Regions from separate parts of the Homo sapiens genome. Here region 2 is linked to region 1. Evidence: read pairs that join two places in POLR2A ChIA-PET (ENCODE). Cell type or tissue: PC-3. All regions are shown on one strand.

Region 1 (2,500 bases):
TTATCATGACTTAAAAATATGGGCTTTTGGTCAATAAAAAGTCAAGCTCATGAGAACAGGTTGAAGGAAGATTTTATAACCTAAGCAAGTAGCTCTTACAAGCAACGACTCAATAAATGTTTGTTTTCTTTCTCCATTGCTGATCAGTTTCCATTCTCTAACTTGTCTCCACCCTTTCAGTTTGATACATGGATTGGTTTCCTTCTAGGCTCCATGGCCCAGTGCTTGGGAATTCCCTATCTATCTACCAAGGGGCATGAGAAAACCCCATTATCAACCTTCGCATGTTATTGCAGCCGATGAGTGAACAGTACCCGGCTATCCCATGTTATTAGACACAGCAGTTTTACCTAATCACAGAGTAGCTGGACATTCCAATCATTCCTTAGTTAAGTACAAATTTCCTTTGAGGAAAACCTGATTCAGGGGCACAAGCTGTGGGAGCTTGTATATTCCACAAATGAGCACAACAAGATTTTCCCTTTAGCATGATTTCCAGAACTCTGCCTGTATTAGTTCGCTTTAACACTGCTAATAAAGAGATATCCGAGACTGGGCAATTTACAAAAGAAAGCGGTTTAATGAATTTACAGTTCCACATGGCTGGGGAAGCCTCACAATTATGGCAGAAGGCAAGGAGCAGCAAGTCACATCTTACGTGGATGGTGGTAGGCAAAGAGAGCGAGAGCTTGTGCAGGGGAACTCCTTTTTATAAAACCATCAGATCTCGTGAGACTTACTCACTATCATGAGAACAGCACGGGAAAGACTTGCCCCCATGATTCCATTACTTCCCACCGGGTCCCTCCCACAACACGTGAAAATTAAAGATGGCATTTGGGTGGGGACACAGCTAAACCATGTCACTGCCACTCCCCCAACAAAAGGCAGAGTCTAGGTCTCTTCCCCTTGAAGCTGGGTGGGCTTTTGTAACTGTTTCAAAAGGAGATAGAGTATGACAAAAATGATGCTATGTGATTTCCAAAGCTAAGTAAAAAAGAGGGGAGACAGCTTCTGCCTGGCTTCCTCCCTGTGGACGCTCTCCATGAGAACCCAGACAGTATGCCTCAAGGAGGCCCAGGCTATGTGGGGAAGAACCTGAGCCCCTTCCAGCTAGCAACTGGCACCAACTACGTGCCCTGAGAGTGAGCTGTCTGTCTTGCATGTGGATCATCCTGCCCTCCACTGGGCTGTCCCTCCTGATACTGTGTGGAGCAGAAATGAGTTTTCCCTGATGAGCCCTGTCCAAATTGCAGATTTGAGAGCAAAAATAAATGACTGTTATTGTTTAAATCATTTTTTTTGTGGTTTGTTATGCAATTGATATTAATCCTCACCAGTGTATGAGGTCGTGCTGCCGTCATGCCCACTTTATAGAGAGGAAACAAAAGCATCCAACAGGTGAATAACTTGCCAAAGTCACCCCAGTGATAAATGCTATAGGCAGATTCTAGAGCTGCCCCCACAGTGCAGCTTTTCACAGAGGGTAGAGCACTAGTGTATCAGTTATGACTCACAGTATGGTGGTAAATAGGGTGAGCTCTGGAGACAAACCACTGGAATTTGAGCATATAAATAGTGCAGAGCACTGCTCTTAGATCTTGAGGGAATCAGTGTGGAACAAAACAAACAGAACTCCCTGTCCACATGGAGCTTCCTTTCCAGTGTTTTCGGGATAATAGTAAAGAGTCCTTAGCATATGCTATGGTTTGAATATTTGTCCTTTCCAAAACTCATGTTGAAATATAGTTGGCATTGTAACAATACTAAGAGGTAGGACCTTTAAGAGATGATCAGGCCATGAGGGCTTTACCCTCATAGATGGAATTAATGCCATTATAAAGGGCGAGTTTGGCCCCCGCTTGCTCCCTCCTTGCCCTTCCACCTTCCGTTATGTGATGATATGGTGAGAAGGGCCTTGCAAAATGTTGGTGCCCTGATCCTGGACTTCCAAGTCTCCAGAGCTGTGAGAAGTAAATCTCTGTTCTTTAAAAATTATCAAGTCCCATGTATTCAGTTATAGCAGCACAAAACGGACTAAGACAGCATATAAGGAATTTAGCACAGCGCCTGGCTCATAAATGAGACATGAATATTGGTTGTTGGTATAATTATTGAACATTAAGAGAGTATGGTTATTATTTGTGACCCTCATGTTATGAACAGTGCCGCTTGTCCATTTTAGCAGCCAAATAGCTTGGATGGGTAACAACATTTGATTTGTGTGAGCAGAATGTGAATTGGAAACTGACTGAGATCATTCTAGCAAGTCATATAGTACCTGGTATTTAATATTCAAATGTTATATTATGGCCTCTAGGACTTTGTGGACCTATAAAAAGGGGATTATAAAAATAATTTTATAGATATTGAAAAAGAAAGTTCAATAGAAAAATAAAGTAAAATATGGACTATCTGTTGTGTAATGGTGGGCAGGGACTGTGTTGATGATTGCAGTCAACCGATAGCTGTCAGCTTCTTGGTCTGTCAAATCTTTTCC
Region 2 (2,500 bases), 560 kb before region 1:
AAGCAAGGTTGCTTTTTGGCTAAGGGCAATTTCTAGAGAGTGCCTCAGCTAAGGCCAGCACTCCCACAGCTAAGGAAATGAATGACTTATAACTGAAGGGATTCTGGGCAGCACATCATAGCATTCACTCTTAAGTGGATGGTCACTAGACAATATTGCCTGTGGTAGAAAATGACCCCTAATTAGTAAACTCCATCAGGATTAGTAGTAATCAGAACATGGTATACCATAGCTTTGATCTTCCCTAAGAGTAGTGACTCTTAGAATTGAGCATGTCTCTTATGGGATGGAATCCTGAAAGCCATACCTATGGAGTTATTGCAAAGATATTGGCTTCTGTGGGGTATAAGATTTTTAAGCCAGGATAACTCCTGCATCTGCTCAAGGTGAGCCTGATTCCCTCACTCCTAAGTTAACACGCCATATTCCAAAGATAGTAAATCCTCGGAGGTTCTGGGGGTTGCCACAAGGACTGCTGCAAGGCTCCCACTAAAAAGTAGTGTCTGGTGCTGCCCTGCTAGCAAGGTTGATTCCTTTTCTATATCTTTTTTAGTCAATGGATATCAAGTGTGGTCCAGAATAGTCTCATGAGTTTGATGGTTTAGTTGAGCCTATAAAAGACCCCCTTGTGGATATTGTAGACATTTTTCAGTTGGGTCTCACTTTTTAGAATATTTGGTTTAAAAGTCTAAAGCTAAAATCTGTAATTTCAGCTTGACCTTAGTCAAGCTGAAGACATTTAAGTACTTGAAGCCCATGGAAACATGAAGTTTCTCTTTCCTACTGCTGACAGGCCATTAACAGATATTATCTCCATCGACTGTGGAGGAAAAGACTAAGCTGTAATACTATTCTCTGTAAGCAGTAGAAACAACTGTTGGTTCTTAGCTCCCTTTAGTCATGGATGGGCCTGGCCGGCACTTTCCCTCAAATCCTGTGACTCACAAAATTTTGCTCATTTTTCTTTTATGATGATTCATTCTATCCCTTTCTTTCCATTCACTCTGCTACCACCCTGAGGAGTATTATGGTCTTTATCATCTCACATATGTGGATTACTGAACTACTCCTTGCTTTTAGGCTTTGTGTAATCTGGGCTGCATTGCCTGTCTCATCCCAGACTGAGTTGCATGACTGAGTTTTGTCTAGGGCTTTCAGACTATTAATGTGTAATCCAGATTTGCCTGGAGCATAAGATCCCTGGAAATAGATAGTGAGAGGGAAAGCTAGAAAGATAGTTTTAGAGAAGATGTTGGCTAAAGAGTTCCAGTTACTTTGTAGGCAAAATCATTTCAGTAAATGACTTTTTTTTTTTTTTTTTAGCAGCGGAGTGGCTTGATCAGAGCAAGGCTTCAAAAAGATTGATCTGGCAACAGAGTAAAGGGAAAGACTAGAACAAGGTTCCCCAAACCCCGGGTCACAGATGGGTACCAGTCCATGGCCTGTTAGGAACTGGGCTGAACAGGAGGTGAGCAGCAGGCAAGCAAGCCAAAGCTTCATCTGTATTTACAGCTGCTCCCCATTGCTCGCATTACCACCTGAGCTCCACCTCCTATCAGATCAGCTGCAGTATTAGATTCTTATAAAAGCATGAACCCTATTGTGAACTGCGCATGTGAGGGATCTAGGTTGTGCGCTCCTTATGAGAATCTAATGCCTGACGATCTGTCACTGTCTCTCATCACCCCCAGAGAGGACCACCTAGTTGCAGGAAAACAAGCTCAGAGCTCCCACTGATTCTAAATTATGGTTAGTTGTATAATTATGTCATTATATATTACAATAGAAATAAAGTGCACAATAAACGTAATGCACCTGAATCATCCCAAAATCATCCTCTCCACTCTGTCTGTGGAAAACTGTCTTCCACAAAACTGGTCCCTGATGTCAAAAAGGTTGGGGACTGCTGGACTAGAAAAATTGAGACTAAAGTCTGTTGTAAGAAAACCTAAACAGTGGTGGGACTGGAAAGAATGAGACAAATAGGATCCCAACAGTATACAGGAAGAATTAGTGACTGAGAAGACAGCAGGGAGAACCTCACTGAGGTCAGATAGTATGGATTTATAATGGCCCGTCAACCTTGGTTTCAGGACAGTCCAACAGGATCAGAGGAGGTAATACTCCTCACACACTACTGCTTCTGAAGTCTTTATGTGTTAATACCTCTAACTTATTAAAGGCCAGGATCATGGCATACTTATCATTCTTCCATCTACACTTCCAGCGCAGAGCTTAATGGGGACAGAGTTATCTAATTGTGTGTGGATATATATATATATATATATATATATATATATATATATATACACACACACACATATATATACATATAAATATATATACACACATATATGTAATCCTGTCCATATATGGAGTATTTAGGACCATCTCAGGTATTTAAGATGGTTAGTTATGCCAACCATCAATAGGTGGAAACTCTGGTAACTTTCCTATTTTGTTTTCATATTTCTTGCATTGTGAGCTATAACTAGGGTGA

What was found. ChIA-PET counts read pairs that join two places held together with the same protein. Peaks named below come from ENCODE experiments on the same cell type or tissue, not always from the same donor. Only the 100,000 strongest peaks of a DNase experiment are listed, where the experiment ranks them.
Region 2: POLR2A ChIA-PET joins it to region 1 with 10 read pairs; 1 of 35 experiments calls an interaction of 5 or more read pairs at or near these places.

The regions. Positions count from the first base shown.
Region 1 is chr5:93,272,344-93,274,843 of GRCh38, reverse strand. No RefSeq gene overlaps it. Among named protein-coding and RNA genes, the nearest start is that of NR2F1-AS1, 310 kb to the left of the region's middle. In PC-3, no CTCF peak of the experiment used is centred here; a DNase peak (open chromatin) is centred at 1,443; H3K27ac peaks cover 1,521 bases.
Region 2 is chr5:93,830,121-93,832,620 of GRCh38, reverse strand. All of the region lies in intron 7 of ARB2A (ARB2 cotranscriptional regulator A), which reads left to right. Among named protein-coding and RNA genes, the nearest start is that of POU5F2, 90 kb to the right of the region's middle. In PC-3, a CTCF peak has its summit at 1,008; a DNase peak (open chromatin) is centred at 960; H3K27ac peaks cover 871 bases.